Linked DNA regions of Mus musculus: all the other regions are linked to region 3. The links are chromatin loops, found by intact Hi-C in ENCODE. Cell type or tissue: left cerebral cortex. All regions are shown on one strand. Region 1 has its middle 62 kb from the start of Gm40242. Region 2 has its middle 74 kb from the start of Gm40242. Region 3 overlaps Gm2164 (predicted gene 2164). Region 4 has its middle 43 kb from the start of Gm52719.

Region 1 (5,000 bases), 360 kb after region 3:
CATGGATCACTACGCCCACCTTTGCAGTGGGTCTTTCGGTACCCACACACTGTTGAGTGTACCTCACTAATCTCTGGCTATCCCTGACAACGCACCAGCTCTGTGCCAGGCTAGCCTAGGCTAAAAGGGCGCCAGCAGCAGCCCCTTTGCAGCTGAGAGCAGAGAAGAAAGAGATGAGAGGATGCCTATGCTCAAGTGGCTGAAGTTGCTGAATTCATGAGGTTTCTAGAGATAACTCGAGCTGTGGGGGTGATCAAGAGAGTGTGTGTGGGGGGGTCCTAAAATAAAAGGCAAATGCCAGAGGCAATAAAGGATATGTTAATTAAGCCTAATGATATTACATTTAAAGGTCCATGGGACTATAGGCTGGAGAAGTGTGTGTGTATCTGTGTGTCTGTGTGTGTATGTATGTGTACAGTTACACATATGTATATATGTATGTATGTATGTATGTATGTATGTGTCTACAGATTATAACTAAATCAAGATAGTCAAATGCCAGACCCTTTGTAACAAACCCTACCACTTTACACTATTCTCAAGGAGGATGAGGACAAATGCTTAGATTTTTTCACTGAGGGTAGAAAATCATGTCGACATGCAATGTTTGTACATGTATGTCATCTGGGCTCAAACCGTGTATTGGGTACAGTTACCCAAACACAGACACCCTGAAGTTTCTTAGATTTCTTTGGAAATCAGGTCTTGCTCAGAGCAGTCCTGAGTTCTAGGCCTGATGAATCTTGGCATTGAGGTGGCTCAATTAGACAGAGCCCATTGGGGGAGGAAGCTGTGCTCCCAGCGCAATACACCTCTGCTGAGGAGACCAGAGCAAGCCTCTATCGAGGTGGGTGTTGGTTTTTGTTTGGTAAAGGGCATGTTGTTCTAGTGGTTCTCATCTAGTAGACCAGGACTCCCGTTCAAGCCAGCATGAGCAGATTAGCCCCAGGGCCTGCTGGGAAGGCAAGTGACCTGGTTCCAGACAACTAAGATTGTTGTCTCTGTTCTTCACAAACCTCTGAGGTTCTGTGGTCAACATTTCTCACGTCCCCTGCCTGCTACCCTAGCCCAGCTTCCTGGGCCAACTATATGGGCTCTACCTATCTTGTAAACACTGACTACGGGACTTATCCTAGACCAGGGATTGTGGCTAACAGGAGGAATCCAGGCATGAACAAGACACGGAATTTTACACCAAGCCCTGGAAGCCAGCTAGCTTTGTTTTAATCCCAGAAAAGTAAGAGGACAGAGGACTGGGACCTGGAACACTAATCTTTCCTCGTTTCATCCGTCATTTCCCAAAGCTGGATTTTTGGAGCATTAATTCCACCCATTTCCTTCCCTTCCATGAGTAAGTTTGGAACAAACCAAGAGAAAACTTAGAACACAGATGCACACACACACACACACACACACACACACACACCCTTACATCTACACCTACCCAGACTAAAGAATCCATCTTAACCTTAATGGCTTAGTTGCTTTTCAAGTACAAAGAGATTTTACAGACAATTTCTTAGATATTAAAGGACAGAGAGAGAAGAGAGAAAAATAAAAGGAAAGATCTTGCATCTTGTTCAGAATGAATTAAAATTAAGTTAGGAGTCAAGCTTTCTCTCCCGCTGAGATATGAGTATGGGCTCTTTCTTTCCTTTCTGCCGTTTCATGTGCACTCAATACTCGATAGCCAGCGTGGAGGCCTGGATGCTGTTTGCTACTCTCAGGTTCTCCTTCCAGGCACAGACCGCATTGCACAGAGATGGTGTGTCTCAAGGCAGCCAGCTCTGGTCAATGAGTTGTCAACAGAGATGACACGTATTGCTTCTGGACCAGAACATTTAACTGTTTGGTGTTTAGCCGTCACTGCAGTGCTCCCAAGCTCCCTGTTGTGTGGTGACTGACAGTGTTCAAGGTGGTGGGTGCTACTCCCACCCCCACCCCCACCCCCATCCCCATCAGAGCACACAGGGGCACAGAGCACAGCCTCTTTCTGACTCCTCATATATAGGTGGGAAGCAACCTTTACCATCACAAGACATTAAAATTTGAAAGCTCCTTGCTCCTGCAGCTTCATGGGTTTATTTTGTCTTCTCTATCCATAATAAATGGGAAAAAAGAGGATGCATTTAAATGAATTTTCCCTGATGTTTCCAAGGGCATCCAAGTTGACCATAGATGACACCAGTTCGTGGCAGACCCCAAATGTCTCAGCTCTGCCGCATTCATGTTCACAGGCGGGTTTAAAGAGGAGACCATGCCTCGTTCGGAGAGATTCGGTCTCGCCTTTGCATTAAACATCAGGCTGCTTCCTCTACCGCATGGCAGGTTTTCATCTCCTCTGAATAATTTTTTAGCAACTTGAGAAACTGCAATCCAAACATATAGTATTTTTGGCTGGAAATTAAAACACGTCACTTTTAAAACATAAGCAGCATGCCCTGAATGTTTATGGTAAAAAGCTCACTCCTGGCCAGACTGCAAAGCTCGCATTACCGAGAGGCAAACCCTGGAGCGTGCTGGCAGTTTGCGTCCCAGTTCGTCCTTCCCACACAGTACGGTGACTGTGAATCATGTCTCCTCTGGCACATGAACTTCCAGGCTCTATGACTCCTTCCATATCAAAGAGAGACTGTCTAGAATTTCCCCCTTGCTGTCAGGAGAAGCCTATGGAAGTGGAAAGACAGGTTTCTGTCCACCGCACCACTTTTTTGATGAGCCAGGGATATCCGTCCTGAAGATGTGACTCAGTTGACAGGGCACTGAAGAGGCAGCATTCAGAAGGCCCTGGGTTCAGTCTCCACCACAGCATAACCTAGACATGGATGTGCATGCTTGTGATCCCTACAGTCAGGATGTGGAGGCAGGAGGGTCAGACATGCACAGTCAGGCTGGATTTATGAGGAGTTTGAGGCCAGGCTGGGCTATGTGATTCTGGGTCTCTAGAACGAAACAAGTGGAATTTCCAAAGATACTACCCAGAAGGCACAGACTACCCTCAACAAAGGTGAACATCAATGATGATGATGATGACGATGACGACAATGATGACAATAACAATGATGGTCTTGGTGTCATTGACATGAGTGACACACACCCAGGGTAGCTGCCACAAAAGACTATGGCCTTGGCCAGCACACATTTCCAATCAAACCAAGACTATTCAGAATGTAACAGGGAACTGTGGGAAGTGGTGATTCCTACCAGAGTTAGCTCACTAGGAAAATACAATTTCAAGGCATTGCCTCTTTATGTGACTTCTTAAAATGTTGCTGGGTGACAAAGCCAGGATTCTCTTATCAAAATGAAATCTGTAGAATACAATTTTCTGCTCAAACAATGTGGTTTATACAAAGCGCCACCCTTGCGTGTCAGATGAGGGAATATAAAACTCTTCTATAATGGATATATTGTTTGCACACAAAAAACCTTGTGAATCTATGTTTCATGCCAGGCCTCATTTGCCATCTTCGGGAAAAGGGGGAAAACTCTCTTGTCTCCCTTTGTTTTTAACAAAAATGTCAGAAGACTATGTGTACCTCTTTATTGGGTAGGACTCCAACCAAGACACTGCAGAGAAGACTCAAACACTAGTCAACGCCGATCCTTCTCACTGGCTTAAGATGACCCAACACTTCCCTCCGTGGTGAGTTCTGAGCTACAGAAATGTACTGTGTGCTTGCTAAGGACTCTGCACTGTTATAGCACCAGGAGAGTCCAGGCGTGGGTGGGTGGGTGGATCTCGGACTTGCTCCTGATGGTCTTACCATCTAACACTTTGAGGAAAAGGCAGGACTGTGGAGGCAAAGAAACTCTGTTGTTACAAGACAGCTAAGGAGCCAACTGGCTTTCATCGTCTCTTTGCAGTATGCCTACTGTGTGCCAGACCCAGTGCTATACATGGAGGAGGGAGAAGCAGGCCGGAACATGTCCTGCCCTCAGGGATGCCAAGGAATCTGAGAACTCAATGGAATGAAAGAGAGCATCTAACTGGGAGCAGGAGAGTTTTTAAGGAAATGGCTCAGTCCTTATGGTTCTGACTACACAGACATAAGGACCGATGCTCAGGTCCCCAGCACCCGTGTAGTACTGTGCACCTATAATCCCAGCACTGGGGAGGTGGAGGCAGGAGAATCCCTGGGACTTGCTGGCAGCAGAATCAGTGAGCTCTAGGTCCAGTGAAAGACCCTGCCTCAGAAAACAAGTTTAACAAAGATTATGAAAAATACCCAGGATTGGGGAGATGGCTCAGAGGTTAAGAGTATTGACTGCTCTTTCAGAGGTCCTGAGTTCAAATCCCAGCAACCACATGGTGGCTCACAACCATCTGTAATGGGATCTGATGCCCTCCTCTGGTGTGTTTGAAGACAGCAACAGTGTACTCATGTAAATAAAATAAATAAATCTTTTTAAAATTATTTACATGTATGAGTCTTTGTCTACATTTAGGGGCTGGTGAGATGGCTCAGTGGTTAAGAGCACCGACTGCTTTTCCAAAGGTCCTGAGTTCAAATCCCAGCAACCACATGATGGCTCACAACCATCTGTAATGGGATTTGATGCCCTCCTCTGGTGTGTTTGAAGACAGCAACAGTGTACTTATATACATACATACATACATACATACATACATACATACATACATACATACATACATACATACAAAGGAAGGAAGGAAGAAGGGAAGGAGGGAGAAAGGAAGGAAGAAACAAAAGATACCCAATGTTGGTCAAGGATTCTGTTATATCATCAAGAAGAGTTAGCCATAAGGACAGTACTCTGAGATGGTGTGGAAAGGGTTGGTCATCCCTCTCCCTGTCCAGACTCTGCCTCTGGGAAGAACTCATGAAGAACTAACAGTTGACGGATTCCAACCTGGTTAATGACAAGATGAATCTTAGTGGTGAAGAATGAGTGTGTCCTGTATCTGAGGCTTAACGAGTTTCAAGAGTTCCAGTGACTTGTCATACAGCATGAAGCATGATGATGAGAGCCGGGGG
Region 2 (5,000 bases), 380 kb after region 3:
GTGGGAACCCTAGCACACCCCCCACCTCCCAAGTGTGTGTGTGCAAACTTAGTATCAAGTCCTTCAAAGGCATCTTTGGACAATGACCCCCATTTCTCCCCTGCTCTCTCACTGTTTCCTTTATACCCTGGTTGCGGCCCTCAAATTTCCTTTAAAAATATTTGCATTTCTGTCCTTTCTCAGGGGACTCTGCCTGTCTCTCTAATAAATGGAGCATGCTCTGCTGCTCCTGCCCACCCTAGAGCAATGCTGAGGGGGGTGTTGGGGGGCCCAGGATGCTGCTATTCTTCTGCATGCCGGTCGTCCAGACAGATCCACCCCTTGTACGCTTCCCTGACCTGTGTGGCATGGTCTGATTCCACTCCCAAGAGCCAGGGCCTGTTCTATGCCCTCCCCCTCATTAAATCAGAAGCCATCAGGCTCCAGAGACAGACTGAGGCAGCTAGCTGCCCAGCTTCCCAGCCCCGGAGTGGGCCCAGGGGGTTGATTAGCATATTGTTGCTGGAGGAGGTGGCAGTAATCCTTTCTCCTATTGACACTAAACAACCTTACCTGAAAGGTCCCCCCACCCCAGCAGATTCTCTCTCTCCCCCCACATCATTGCTCCTGCTTTCTTCCTCTCTCCCTGCTCCTCCTCCTCTCTATCCTTTTAAAGCAGTGCAAAGCTAGGGCTCGCTTCGGGAAGGCTACCCCATCTTTCCCCCATTCCTCACCCCTCACCCCCAAGGAAGGCGTCTTCTTCCTTCCATACAGCTGGGGGGCGCCTGTGCGGCCAGGGCCTCCCTCTGCCTGGAAAGCTGGGAAGCCACCACCGGAATGACAAATCTATGGACAAATTACTGATTTCTCATCTAATTTACATCCAATTAGTGTGAGTGAAATGAATCATGTGGTCAGCCCCTCAGGGGAAACATTGAGATAACAAATGCCCCGGGCTCCTTTCCTGGGAAACTGACGGGCCCTGGGGGAAGTCCGTGATTTACCCCTGGGTCAGAGGCCCCCTCCCTTTCCCCAGGCAGGTTATCCAACCCATAGATCAACCCTGCCCCCCTCCCTGTAGCCCAGACAGGCCCTGTGGGCTCAGGCTAAAGAAAAAAACGGGGTGGTTGAAGATGGAAAGGTGTGCTGAGTTCCCAGTGGAATAGGTCTACTCCAGTAATGAGGGCTCGAAGCAAGTACCAAAGTCGGGGCTGGTGACCTACATGCATAGACACAGGACTCCACCCCGGGATTTCTGGAGGCAGGCAGTCCCAGGCTGTGGTGACCCCAACTGGTATTCATTGCCACTTACCAAATGCTAGCCCCAGTGTTTAGTGCAATATTGGGTTCTTAACCCTCAAGACAATGCACTCTACAAAGCAGGCATTACTGAGAAACCCCATTTTACAGGAAAAGAAACTGAGGTTCAGATAGGGCTTGTTCATAGGTCCTTAGGCCAGACAGCTCAGGCTAGGTCCAGGGCCTCGACCATTGTGCTCTGCTCCATCTGCTACAATGACTTTGCATAGGCAAAAACAGATATCCAGGATGAGAGCAACATCTTTAGTTCCTACCCAAGGTCAAGGAGCCTCTTTTGGCAAACACAATGTCCACCCCAGTGTGTTTTCAGTGCATGAAGCTAAGTCGCTGTAGCCATGGAGGACCTGTGACTTCATGAGGTGGAAGGGACTGAAGGGACGGTCAGTGGTGGATGGTCACTCCCACAGCCTGAGGCAAACCACCAGTCCAAACAAACACCTTTGGGAGCCGGGGCCACCGCTCACGGCTTCACACATGCAAAGCAGCAGATGGAGATTGTGCTGTTTCTGAAACAAGAGAGATGACTTGGGCCAGCATTTGAAGTGGGAAGACAGGGCGAGCGAGCGAGCAGGCGGGGCGGGGCGGGGGCACGGGGTTCGTGTCTGAGCGGCGCAGTAGCTGTATGTTTGGGATGAGTTTGGTCTCCCTGTGTCAACTTGTTTCTCGTCTGCTATTTAAAACCTGGCATATGGATGGGATCTCAGCTCCCAGTACTGGCAGTTCCTAACATTCACAGCGACTAAATAAAAAGGGAATTTTAAAAACCAAATGCAGTTTTACCCCAGAACGAGGCAAAGAGAGAAGTACGAAGAAGTTAATAACTCCTGAACTTGGGCCCAGCCAGCCCTGCAAAGTGGGGCCTTTTCGATGTTGTGTGGGAGGAAAGGGGGTGATGTTTTCTGAATTCCTAAAGCAGGTCTCCTAGTCTGTGCTGGGGTGTCTCCCCTGGGGCTAAGGGCAGAGCCAGTCACCAGGTGGGAAGCCCAGTCCTGCCACTCAATATCTGGGTGTCCTTGGGAAAGTCACATGACCTCTACAAGCTTCCAATACTGTAAAGCAGGCCTGTAATAAGGACCTGGAATATAATGACGCTGCGAAGACGCCACGAGCTAAGGTTTCTAAGACAAGCAACGTGCTGCTAAGCACAGCGAGTACATGTGTGTGTGTGCGTACGTGCGTGCGTGGGGGCGGGACTGGAGTATACTAGGTATTGTCTGCCCATATTATCTGACTCACTAAGGAGCCTTTCCTCCTCTTGTTCTACATTTTTATTTATTTATTTTTGTTTTAAGTGCACGAGTCATTGCATACCGTGTGTGCAAGGGTGGCTGTGGAGGCCAAAGCCTGTCAGATCTGGAACTGGAGCTGCAGATAGCTGTGCGTCTCCTGATCTGTAAAGCAGTGAGTACTCTTGACCTCAGAGCTGACTCTCCAGCCGCCCATCTCTCAAAGTATCGTTTCGGCTTTTGTGGGTTTCATAGATGAAACGAAGGGCTCCGTCCATCGCTTTGCAAGATTTGATCAAGACCTGTGATCTCGGGAACACGAAGAGCCAGAGAAGAGAAGCCCAGGATGGACAGAGAGTGAATATTGAAAAAACAAGGTCTGCTGAGGAGAGAATGCCAGCAGGCAGGAGACCCAGGTCACCAAAGGCAGAGGTGGAACCACAAGGCTCCTACTGGGAGTGACCAGGTAGATAAACTCTTCTCTGGGTCCCTACAGAGAAGAGCCAGGGCTTCCTATGTGCCTAGCACTATCCAACTTCTTTCTCTCTCTCTCTCTCTCTCTCTCTCTCTCTCTCTCTCTCTCTCTCTCTCTCTCTCTCTCCCTTCCTTCCTTCCTTCCTTCCTTCCTTCCTTCCTTCCTTCCTTCCTTCCTTCCTTCTTCCTTCCTTCCTCCTCTCTCTCTCTCCCTCTTTTATAACAAATAGGAGTTCAGAGAAATGAAGACTCAAAGTCATCTAGCTGGTCAGTTGGAGCCTAGGAGTCGGGTACCAAGCCCTTGCTCAGTTTCCTGCTTCTTCCTCCTGTGGTACAACAGGAAGAACTGGCCCTGGGTAAAGAGCGGAAACAGGTCCTTTGGCTCAAGGAAACAACCAAGTTATCACTAAACTAAGGGGAATGCTTCAAGCAAGACAGAGGCCCTAAGTTGCATTCAGGACTTCTGGCATAGCCTCTTGCCCCAACACCCCAAACCAGAAAAACCATGAAGAGCCCATTCCTGGACCGCCACACCCCTAGATGCCGAGCCCAGTTTCTGGGTCTGTAAGATGCTATGGTATCTACATCCCAGAATTCCTCATGAGGACGAAAGAAGGCCGCACAGGATGCTTAATGCTGCATTTATCTCGGGAAATCCTCTGGTTCAAAGCATCAAGGTAATTTGTCCCATTGAGCAGAAGCAAAGAGGAACCACTGCTTGGGCAATGGGATTGTTCACAGGACCAACCAAGGGTGTGGCTGGGAAACCCTGTGGGTGTCTGCGGGAGACCCTGAGGCCAGAGACCTCCTAAGTATCGGGTTATCTTTACTCATTTGCTAATCTATGGAACACCAGTGTTTCTCTGGGGTTCTCCTCTTAGTTGCATCCTATCCCAGCTCCCATTTCTCCAGAGCATCCCTAGGGAGGAAGAAGGTTGCCCCGCCGATGGAGATTTGCCCCAGGCTCTGAGGACGCCAGGCTGAGAGCTCCTGCCTCAGAGCCTGCCAGCGTCAAGACTTATGACCGCCTCATCTCTCCCCCTCGCTGGGTCTGGCTACATCACTTATCTCCCCGACGCTGACCTGCCAGCAGCTGCAGGAGGCTCTCTCCGGTAAGATTTGATTAATGAGGTTCCGCAGTAACAAATCAGTCTTATGGAGCAGCCCTCCCCTCTTGGGGACACACTCTCACAACACCCGCTGCATACAAACTGCCAGGTGGAGGGTGCAGGGCAAGTGGCTCCCGGGCCTGCCTTCCAGCCAGCCTGTGACTCTGCACCCCAGCTCCAGTTCCACCCCCAAGGGCCCACCTGCCCCTTATACGCTGCTGTGCCAAGAACATGCTAAAGACACTTCCCTCTGCTCCCTTATCTTCAAGAGAATAATATGATCTTTATACCAGTGTGTTTAAGAATAGCCAATGTGTGGGTCTACTATACACAAGACACTCTGCCGCCCTGTGTCATCTACAATCCTTTATTACTAGTCCCCCTTTGCAGATGAAAAACAATAAGATGTAAGGACACTGGTAACTCATCCAAAGCCACATGGTTAGAAAGGAGCGGGGATCTTAGTACCCTGACCTTTAATTACACTTGTCTGATGTCTTGCTACCCTAGAAATACGAAGGATGTGATCGTGCCTCTCCTTAGACAAATATCTGCATACCTACACCTTTGTCAGAGAATTCTTGCACGTACAGATGCACCCATCCTTAGCCCCACCCACTCTTGAGAACCACTGCTCTGACTTTCCCGAGACATTAGCCTGGCCTCCCCCTCACTAATTTCTACCCCCACCCTCCACTCTCCCCTACAAGGAGAGACTCTGGGTTCTCCGCCTCAAGAGCACATCTCTACCCTACTGTGTGTGAGATTCACCCCAAGCCCCGTCCTGCTTCCCAATCCCACCAGCTCACTGAAGTTGGGAAAGTTCTCATCACAGGAAGCCAGGAAGGCTTTGCTTGCTGTCTTTCCAGCCACTGTCTGTGCATCAGCCACC
Region 3 (5,000 bases):
AAAAAAAAAAAAAAAAAAAAAAAGAGTAGCAAGGTCTCCCTGGATGGTCCTCTGGCTGCCTATGGACTGGAGTAGGAAGGCCAGTGTGAGGCAGGGCATCGAGCAGAAAGATGCAGAAGGTGATACAAGTGACATGGCATGGCCGGGTTTGGTGGCTGAAGTGGGGAGGCAGTCCCAGAGGCACAAGCCCTGGTATTCATGGTGGGCAGAGGGGAAGGAACCCCAAAGGATAACTTCTGGATGTTCAGGTAAGTGGGTCGATAGCAGATGCCCATAGCCGTGGTACCCAGGGCATGGCTGTCTAGGCAGACAACAGATATATTGACACGAAGGTGAGATTTGTTTTCCTTTGATAGTTTCACTGTTTTAGGCTTCTTTCTTTTTGTGTATGTGTGAATGTGCAAGTGCACGTGTGTGCACATACATGCGCATAGAATATACGTGGAGGCCAGATGACAACCTTGAGTGTAGTTAGGTGTCACCTACATTTTTCTCTTTCTTTCTTTTCCTTCCTCCTTTTCCCTTTCCTCCTCCTCTTCCTCTTCCTCTTCCTCCTCCCTCTTCTCTTTGGAGACAGGGTCTCTCACTGACTTGAAGTTTGCTGTAGACTAGACTGGCTGTCCACATCAGTGTCTGTCTCTCTCCATCTCCACCCCCCTCCCCTCCAGTGCTGGGATTACAAGGGCAGACCACTGAGTCTGGGGTTCAGGCGGGTTCTAGGGATCACATTCAGGTCCTCCTATCTGTAGGGCAAACAAACCTCAACCCCTCTCACCTTTTGTAGTTTTGAGATCAGCTTTTACTCTGTAACCTAGGCAGACCAAAACTCACTATGTAGCTCAGGCTAGCCTCAAATCATGGCAGTTCTCCTGCCTTAGTGTCTTACTTGGTAGGGTGACAGGCTTTTATGTCACCAGGCTGGCTAGGAAAAATTCAGCCAGGGGCGTCTTTATTCTTTATGTTCAAATACCACAGAAGTTCTATTCTGCAATGAGAGTTCAAGTCCCCACATTGCCACTTTGTTAGCTGTGTGTTCTCCAGGAAAATCACTCCACATGCTGGACCTTAGTGTCTGCTGACAGGGCTCACTGCAGCACACACGTCCTGTAAGGTGTAAATGGCCAGCAATGATGATCCCTGCAGGGGACAGGGGTGGCTCTGGCATGTTTCTTTACTTGTTTTTGGAGCCACCTGCCCCCAAGGAGGTGACACAGCCGTTCCTTTGGACTTAGAATTGTTAGAAAGGAGGTCTTTCTGGGTTGATAACCCTTCTGTATACCATGACCTTCTCTTCCCAATCCCTAAGGCCCTGCCTCTCCCCTGCAGTTCCAGGACAAGACTGGAAAGAGCCTATCACTCCCGCTGAGACAGGGGCTTTCCCAGATGGGAGCTACATTCCTCAGCCTTCCCCTTTGGCCAGGAAATGCCACCTCAGCCCTTGTTCTGCCAGGGCAGACCCCAGCATCGAGCTGCCTCTGGGCTTTCACCACATTCCAGCCTTGCCTCCTCACCCTGCAGCGTCCCAGCAGGACGTCTGGAGAAGTGTGGGCAGTGCCCATGCTCAGGCCTGCCCTGGGTTGGAGGGAGGAGAAAGAGTTCTAAAGCCTTTCTGGAAGGTCAGGGGTCAGACCCCTGGCCTGAGTTTCCTCTTACCCCAACCCCGACTCTGAGTTTTCTGACAGCAGCGTGTCTGACTTTGGTGTAGTTTCTGTGGTTTAATAAGCTACAAAACCGACATTATTTTAAGCCAATCTGGATATAGCACAAAAACTCTCACCCCGTCTGTTCTGTGAAACTCAGATACCCTGACGAGAACACAGCTCACAACCAACTAATACAATATTCTACTGGGCGCGCTGTCAGCGAGCCCCACGCGGGCGCCGGCTCCCCGGAGGCCAGCCCAGCCGCCGCACCGCAGGCCCGAGCGGGGAAGCGCGGCCCGGGCGCCGCGCAGGAGAAGGACCCGGGTGGGTGCTTCGCCGGGGCGCCGCGGGTCCTCTCCGCGCGTGGCCGGGGACCGGCCGCACCAGCCCCTCGCTCCCCGCCCCCTGCCCGGGGATGCGGGAGGAGAAGAGAGAGGAGGGGAGGAGAGGCGCGTTCTGGCCTGCTGACAGCAGCTCTACTCCCACAACCCGCATATGTCTGATTCCGAAGCAGGGAAGTGTGTCCAACACACCCAATGCAAAGACAGGTTGTTGAATATTTTTTCTCTCATCACTAAAAAGGATTCCCTGCTGGGTGCAATCAAGATCCATAAACTCGCGGCTCGAGTCGGTGTGAAAGCAGCGCTCCAGCCCAGACTCCCTCGCTGGCGCTAAATGCAGGCTCCGGGCGGGCGGGCGGGCGGAGATGCGCAGACATCCGCTTGCAGTCTGGCCTTGCGACCGGCAGTTCCCGGCACATTAGGCAGTGCGCTTATTTTGGGCTACGCTTCAGTGGATTAACTTTACAGCGTAAAGTTTCGCGGTGCGGGTATGGTCCCTGTGGCGCCCCCCACCCCTCGGTGCCCCCTCCCCCGACCCTTTTCTGTGCAGAGCCAGGGGCAAGTGCAGCGTCCTGACAGGGTTGTCAGCAGCCCGAGGGTCAGGCAAACAGGGTAGGTGGCTCCCTGCTGACCCCTGGTTCCACTGGAGAGGTAAGCAGTTGCTGACCTAGCCTGCCTCTGGGTTTGCAAGATACCCAGTGTCCTCGTCCCCTGGCAGACACCAGCTTCCCGGCTTTGAAGATCTTGCATCATCTCTGGTGAGGTTGAAGGGTGGGATGGGCCGCTGCTTGAATAGCAAGCTCACCATCCCTCCCCACCCCTCATTGTCCTCCTAATGGGACAGGAGGCCAGGACACATCTTGGAGACTGGAGTACTGCTGGCCATGTAAAGATGTTGTGTCTTCTTTACCTTCTGGGTTGATCTCTGCCCCCAAGTTGGGAGACTGAGGCAGTAAGGGCAGAGGCCACTGCTGGGCTATAGGAGAACACTGGGGCCATTGAACAGAGATGTGAAAGGTGTGGGTGTTAGAAGCAGCCTCTTCCATCTCTTTCTGATGTTTGGGGAGGGAAGAGCTCAGAGTTCTTGTGGAAAGACAGGCCTCCCCTTCGCTCTCTGCACACTCTCCATGACCATCCTCTGGCCTTAAAATTCTCATAGACTACTAAGGGAAGACGGAAAAGGTCATCTCAAAACCAACTCTGCTCTCCCTCGGCACCCCACGGGGGAGGGGAGGGCATCACACACGGTGTGATCTGATCGTTGAGTGCTTCAGTGGTAGCAGACAGAGGGAGGTGTGCTCTCTGTGTGTGCGATCTATTACATAGACTGCATTCATCCAAAAAGGACCAGTGGCGCTGCCGTGATACCAGTGCTTAGATACAGCTGGGTGGCAGGGACACGACCCAGAGGTCCCTTGGAGAGGTGATAATAGTCCTCCATCCAGCCCTCCATTCGCTTGCTCATTTCCTGGGGTTGACTGTGGGCCAGGTGAAGTGACAAGGGCTGGAGACTGGGGAGAGGCAATGGTCCTGTCTCTCTCTGAGCCAGTGCCGAGCCAGGGCCAGAAGGGCCATCCCCTCTTCTCAGCCTGTGTCCTTCTGGTCATATTCGCTGCTTGCAAGAGACCTCAGGGAGAATTTTGCCTGGGACAGCATCGCACACCAGTGCAAATTAATAGCTAAATAAATAAAGAGAAAGAAAGTGTCAGAAGGTTTAGGGGAGCCCTGGACTGAAAAATCCTCTTCTCCTCACTCATGAATCATAAGTCATTCTGGTCTCCCCCCACCCCCCCACCCCCACCCCACAGATCAGCACATTGCAAAGACAGGTTGTTGAATATTTCTCTCTCATCAGTAAGAAGGCCTCCCTGCTGGGTGTAATCAAGAACCATAAACCCTCCTTGCAGACTTGCAGAGTTGGTGTGAATCCAGCCCCTCTCAGCTGCCCTTGATTCAGACAGCTCTGGCCGGGCTGACAGCACTGGCTGCTCTTGCCAGTGCTGTTGGAAGAGTCCAGAGCAAGGAGTGGGGGCTGGAACTCCTCATGTCTCCACCTTCACCGCTCTCTAATGGCCTGGGGTGGAACTCGGGATGCCTCTCCACCAAGGTCAGGATGGAGGGAAATTGATCCCGATGCTGTGGGCAAGCCTTGGCCCTCTCTGTATGTCCTCAGGTTCCCACTGAGAGGAGAGGAGTCAGAAGGACTTCTGAGACCTTGTGTGTTGCTTCTGAGTGGGCTTCCTGGTCAGGTGGCATGGCTTCACTCCAGTTTTCAGAATTGTTTGTTTCCAGATGGGAGGGTATGGATATCAGGACCTAGTATTGCCCCTGCCCTGGGCAGGGATGGAGATGGGGAGATTGACAGGAGAAGACAGAATTGGGGAATAGTCAGAAAAGGCATCCTTCTGCTCTTTGGAAACCCATTAGCAGAACTAGGTTAGTCTTCAGAACTAGTCAGTGCTGGGCGAGAGCCTGTCCTCTCCTCTCCTTGGCTTTCTACTTCCAATGTGACCCTGTCTGATGTCACCACCACTGCCTAGACCCTTGGCTCGGACGACTTTTCTTCTGTGACTCACGAATGGCCCCCAATAGTCTATTCTGAATTAGCCAACAATCCCATGAAGACTCGAGCAAGATGGCAAATCTGCCATGCATCTCCTTACCTCAGGGGCCTTGGAGTTTACCACCCCCTGTTCCTTTTCCTCCTCTTTGTAACAAGCTCCTAGGTGCACTTCAGGAACTTGTGGAGAGCTTTCCTGATCAGGACCCAGGACCGACTGTGTTCCCTGGGCAATTGTGCAGTCAGGCCTACTAGCCTGTATCATGACTCTCATGCTAGTGAGTGTCCCCCTCCTGCTGGTCAGGCGCTTCCCCCTTAGGGCTCCAACTGAACGATTCTGTTCTGTGTACCCAGAGCCCGGCACTTACATTGCGAGGATGAACAAAACCAGAATTTTCTTTTCTTTTCTTTTCTTTTCTTTTCTTTTCTTTTCTTTTCTTTTCTTTCCTCTCCTCT
Region 4 (5,000 bases), 180 kb after region 3:
ATACTTTGTCACTTGCTCTTAATAGTATGTATTTCCATTGGGAGGGAATTCTTGTTTGCAGAGGAGGAAACAGCCTTACGACAGGAAGTGGTATCTGCAACTCACGTGGCTGGCAGGATTGTGAGCCAGAAACGAATTTCACTGTGTCTTAGAATTCCAAATTTGGCCCTCTATTTTTTTCTTTTAATTTAAATTTTTACCTTTTGCAATGTGACTGCCCTGCTATCTCTCTTCAGGCTCTGGCGGGTCTTCAACAGAGCAACAAGGTGCAGGGGGCTTGGCTTGGCTGTAGAAAGGTGTCGGGGGAGGCAGAAGCTCTGTGAGGCAGGGCATGCTGTGGGAGGGATACCTGCCTGCCGGGGAAGAAAGGCAGGATTTAAAGCCCGGCTCTGCTGCAGCCACCTCTGCAAATGCTTGAGCAGCCGCCCACGGCCTTGGGTTTCTCCCTCCTTTTCCCTCTGTGGCAGGGATAACACCACCACTCACCGTTGGTTTGAAATGTAAATGAGTGAACCTTCCGTTCTCAAAGTACCCAGAGTGGAGCTGTACATAGCTTGGAGGAAAAAAAAAAGGCTCAGCTCCTTTCTGTCTTCCCCGTTCCTGCCTTCTTTTCCTCTTGATGAAGATTTTTCAATTGTCAGTCAGTCTGACCACATCGACGTGTCTGGAAATATTCCCCTCTAAAGGTAGCATCGTTCATTTCTGGGCCAACTGTCCGTCGAGTTTTTGCTCCCCATACTGGGAGAGCTTGGATCTTCCCTCTGGTTGGTGGGATCCAGGGTGTTGCACTGTGTTCCAGACCCTTGAGGTACTAAGGATCTCACTACCCAAGATGCCAGAGGCTTGAGAAATGAGCACCAGCTGTGCTGGTTTTTTTGTTTTTGTTTTTGGTTTTTTTTTTTTGTTTTTTTTTTTTGGTCTCTGGCTAAGATCACCTGAAGAGCAGCAGATGTGAGGCTTGGTGGGGTAGCATAATTAAGGCTGACCCCTGTTTGCCACAGAGAAGAGAAAAATCTGCTCTCTTAGGTGAAGATGGCCTTTGGGAATGAGGCAAGGGAAGACTCAACTCTGGGGCAGGGCAGTGCTGTTAGCTCTTGAGCTGAGTTGATCTTGAAATCCCAACAGCCTTTCTGTTCCATTCCTCCCAAAGGCCTTGCGTTCATCAACAGTGTCTTGTCCCCGCTTCCTTGTAGCCCTTCACCCATCTCTAGATTGACAACTTGAAGCCCCATGCATGGTCCATGTCTTATAACCCCTAAGCAGCTTCAGCCCTAGACCCGCAGCTCCCTGCTCATCTTGGATTCTGGGAAACTCACTTGGCTATTTCTTCTTGGGCAGAGCAGACAGCTCTGCCAACTGTGTTGACTGAGTGGTTACTGTGAGGCCCCAGCCAGGAACATCACAAATCCTTTTGTTCTGAGTGACGTCTCTGACAGTCCAAGTGGGACTGCTCTGACCTTCTCTGCTCTCCTCCAGGCACCGGAGACAAGTGTTATCTCTTGGTCTTCTCAGAGAACAAAATAAGGAGTGGCAGAGCCTTACTGTCCTCCAGTTCCGAGCCACAAACGCCAGGGCAGAATCTCTCTCTTGTTCTGAGGCCCAACCCTCTTCCTCTGTAATTCTCTTCTCACTGCACCCCTGATCCCGCTGGGACAGTACTCCATCAGTCACCTCCTTTTCTTTCATTTCCCATCTTTCCCTTTTGGCTGACATCTTTCTAGAAACTTCTGGATGTGTTCGGGCCCCCTGACCCCCTTGAGTGACTGCTCTATCCGTCTCCATCACTCACTTGTCACCGCTGCCGTTTCCTCACCGCCCACTCCTTCCTTAATCCTTGTGCAATCTGGCTCCCGCCCCCCACTTCTCTATGGAAACTGCTGTTCTCATTTCACTAGCAGCATCCTCACTGGATTGAATATGTTCACAGCTCATAGGAAGCACCAAGAGAGGGCAGACTTTCCTCCCGGCGCTGGGTGAGGTACCGAGGAAGGTCAAGGCTGATAGCAGATTCACTCACAGGGAGATTGGGTTTCAACCAGTTGGCCGCTGTGTCCTGTGCCCAGCGATCTTTGTGTAATTCCATTGGGTTGACAAGCAGATGTCCTCTCTCAGTAACACTCCAATTCCCCATTGCCATCCTACCAGTTTGCATTTCTTCAGGATTGCCATCCACATAACCACACCCATGACCACACTGTTCACAGGCTCCTCCTCCTTTTCACCAGCCCCTCCCAGGGAAGATCAATTGATCAGCGGAGCTGATCGATCAATGGCTGCTTGACCTACTGAAGAGAGTTCTACTGAAGAGAGACCTACTGAGGTGTTCCTCAGCCTCTGTCATATAGATTCTGATCAGAACCACTTAATAGGTCAGCAAGGATGAAGCCTTGGCATCAAAACAGGATTTGTTCAGCTGACTTTTAGGCAGTTGAAAAGCGCGTGCTTTCATTTTTTTCAAACAATATAGCACGATTTAAAACTATACCTATAAGTTGTCTTTCCCTACTACCGTACTTCTAGCGTCTGAGGGATTCTTTCTGTCCTCAGTGGATCCTCACTAAATGCTGAATGAGTGGACAGACCCATGAGTGACTGAGAAAGTATCGCACAGCTCAACTTCTTTGTAAGTTCATCATGAGCCAACTCTCTTGCTAATGCCAACTTCTGGCTGACACTGACATTAACGACAGCTCTATTTTTGTACCTAACACATAGGAAGACATGACCTTGAGGATCAAAAAGTTTAACAAAGCCCAGGGGCCCAAAGTTGATCCCTTTTCCAATGCCTGGAGTGGTCTCCACGTGTAGTCTGTGTCCCATGTCTGGACAATGACCATCAGTCTTGCTCTACAGAGCCTGGAGGACGAGTTGGCAGGCAGATTGGGAGGTACACATCTGACTTGGACATTGTTTCAGCACCTCCTGCCACTCAAGTGTGTCCCGGGGAAGTCAGAGAGCTGGCTGGCGGGTCAGGCTGGTGCCCATCTTGAGTGTCCGGTCTCCTGTGGAATCCTGCCACTTCCTCCCACTGATTTGGGCAGGATCTTCATTGTCTGCTCAAATGTAATTAAAGAGTCCTCTGATGGTGCCAATTAAAGACTCGGAGGGACAGGAGCGGGTGTTCACGGCATCACATGGCGCGGCGCGGTGAAGCTGTAAACATCCATTAGCCATTACAGTTCTCATTAGTCCTTGAAAAACAACTCATTAGTGTCCATAGAACTGACAGGTAAATACAGCTAATGGGCTAAATCTATCAATAAATTCATTGTGTGCAAAATCAGGGTTTCTGTCATTGTGCTGCTTGCGGTGACTAATCAGAAGGTTAAATACTCCTCCTGCAAAAATATATATAAGTTGCAAAGCACTTAGCCTGATAGACTGTGGAAAAATGGCATGAGAGAAACTAATGAAGACATCAAAGGCTTTATTTATACGTAGGGTGGGTTCACTGTAAGTTCAGGTTGCTATGAACTGTCACAGCTGTTTAGCTGAGACTAAATTTTAGAAAGCATATTGATTTGTTTTAATTTAAACGGGGCAGTTTACAAAAGCTGCTTGAATCTGAAGTTATTCCAGAAATGATTGCTTAGCGTGTGGCGGGGGGTGGGGGGGGTGGGAGGCAAGTGTGCTTTTCCAGCGGCCCCATGGGCCATCTCTAGGGAGGCTGCTTCTCCTAGGCTGTGCCAGCAGTAGAGAACTGTAGAGGGACTGTGTACCAAGAGGTGTGTTTAGTCCCACGTCTTCACAGTGCAGTGGGCTCACAGGGAGCCAGGGCAGCCTGGATTCAGGTCCAGGCTCACTTGGGAATTTGTGGCAGTGTCCAGGTTTCATAGGCCTTACCAAATTGGACCTTTTCTCTCTCCAGGGAAACTAAGGTGCCCTGGGGAGGGGGGGTCACCCACAGTTAAGGGTGGCTTCTTTGTGTATTTGATCTACTCTTCTGCCTGCTGCCTTCTCCACCCCAGCTGTAGCCATAGAATCCAGAGAAGTCACAGCTTGCCACCCTCTGCATTCAGCTAGCCTAGCCCTGGATACCTGTGCTTTGGGCAGCCCTGGAGTTCACCTGCTTCATTTCAGCCATGAAACTCCCATCTCCAGAGGATAGTTTCCCAGCCTTCTGCCCAAAGGCTTCCCCTTTGACACTGTTAGATGAAAAAAAAAATCCTTATCTCAAAAGGATATGACTTGAGAGGCAAGGTTATAAACTGGTCGTTGGTGAGTTCCCTCTGACTTCTGCCTCAATTTGAATTTGTGATCTGCATAAAAGTAGTAGAGATTTTTACATATATAAAAAAGTGTCTTTCCGGCTGCTTCTAGATAACCTCAACTCTGGCAATAGTGGGCTCTGTGGCCAGCCCGGCCCTACTGGAAAGGGCTGGGCAGCTGTTGACCCCTTTGCGTGGGACCTGTACTTTCCCCAACAGTCTCATGTCCACCTGTTCATCCTCCACCACGGCAGCGCCCTCTTTGATAGCCGCAGTGAATGGCACCATACGCTAACACCAGCATCATGACTTTTGACAGAACTCGTTGTTCTGTGTCACCATCGCTAGACCTAATCCCAGGCAGACACAGCTAGCCCACTGGCCTCACCCCTTCCTCTGACTGGAGAGGTGAAAGAAAGCAAGTCTTTGCATTTTAGCTGCTTGCACCCAGAATGTGCCTTGGTGCTCCTAGGACCCTCGGGATGGTGGCTCTCCAAACCCTTAAAGGGTTTTCAGAGCCTCAGCATCTTAGACGGGTGCAGTACCCCATGCAGCCTCCAACATGGCCTCTCCTAAGGAAGTGGGTGTGTGCGTTTGTTCTCTCAGGAGACCCTTGCATCCTTTAGTGATCCACGCTTCCTGTGACGCCCAGGCTCTCTACTCAGCCCTCCCTCCTTCCTTCCCTTCCCTCCCCACCCTCCTTCCTCCCTCCCATTGTGCCTCTCTCTCCTCTCCTCTTCTTCAGCATCAGCATCTATCTGCGTCCTCTTAGCCAGTGTGCTCTTCTCACCT

The links. Peaks named below come from ENCODE experiments on the same cell type or tissue, not always from the same donor. Only the 100,000 strongest peaks of a DNase experiment are listed, where the experiment ranks them.
Region 1: a loop joins it to region 3, with 8 times the contacts of the local background. A loop is called at or near these places in 3 of 42 quality-filtered maps.
Region 2: it touches region 3 in a loop (10-fold over the local background); 3 of 42 quality-filtered maps call a loop at or near these places.
Region 4: a loop joins it to region 3, with 8 times the contacts of the local background. A loop is called at or near these places in 4 of 42 quality-filtered maps.

What each region holds. Positions count from the first base shown.
Region 1 is chr4:124,207,786-124,212,785 of GRCm38, reverse strand. No RefSeq gene overlaps it. Among named protein-coding and RNA genes, the nearest start is that of Gm40242, 62 kb to the left of the region's middle. In left cerebral cortex, no CTCF peak of the experiment used is centred here; a DNase peak (open chromatin) is centred at 2,471.
Region 2 is chr4:124,196,031-124,201,030 of GRCm38, reverse strand. No RefSeq gene overlaps it. Among named protein-coding and RNA genes, the nearest start is that of Gm40242, 74 kb to the left of the region's middle. In left cerebral cortex, no CTCF peak of the experiment used is centred here; DNase peaks (open chromatin) are centred at 2,029 and 2,431.
Region 3 is chr4:124,572,729-124,577,728 of GRCm38, reverse strand. All of the region lies in intron 1 of Gm2164 (predicted gene 2164), which reads left to right. It overlaps 4933407E24Rik (RIKEN cDNA 4933407E24 gene), which reads right to left. Exons shown (of 3, transcript NR_045819.1): 3 at 2,191-3,663. Among named protein-coding and RNA genes, the nearest start is that of 4933407E24Rik, 6.0 kb to the right of the region's middle. In left cerebral cortex, no CTCF peak of the experiment used is centred here; DNase peaks (open chromatin) are centred at 1,800, 2,183 and 3,937; H3K4me3 peaks cover 749 bases; H3K27ac peaks cover 1,314 bases.
Region 4 is chr4:124,393,989-124,398,988 of GRCm38, reverse strand. No RefSeq gene overlaps it. Among named protein-coding and RNA genes, the nearest start is that of Gm52719, 43 kb to the right of the region's middle. In left cerebral cortex, a CTCF peak has its summit at 1,947; DNase peaks (open chromatin) are centred at 150, 442 and 1,879; H3K27ac peaks cover 395 bases.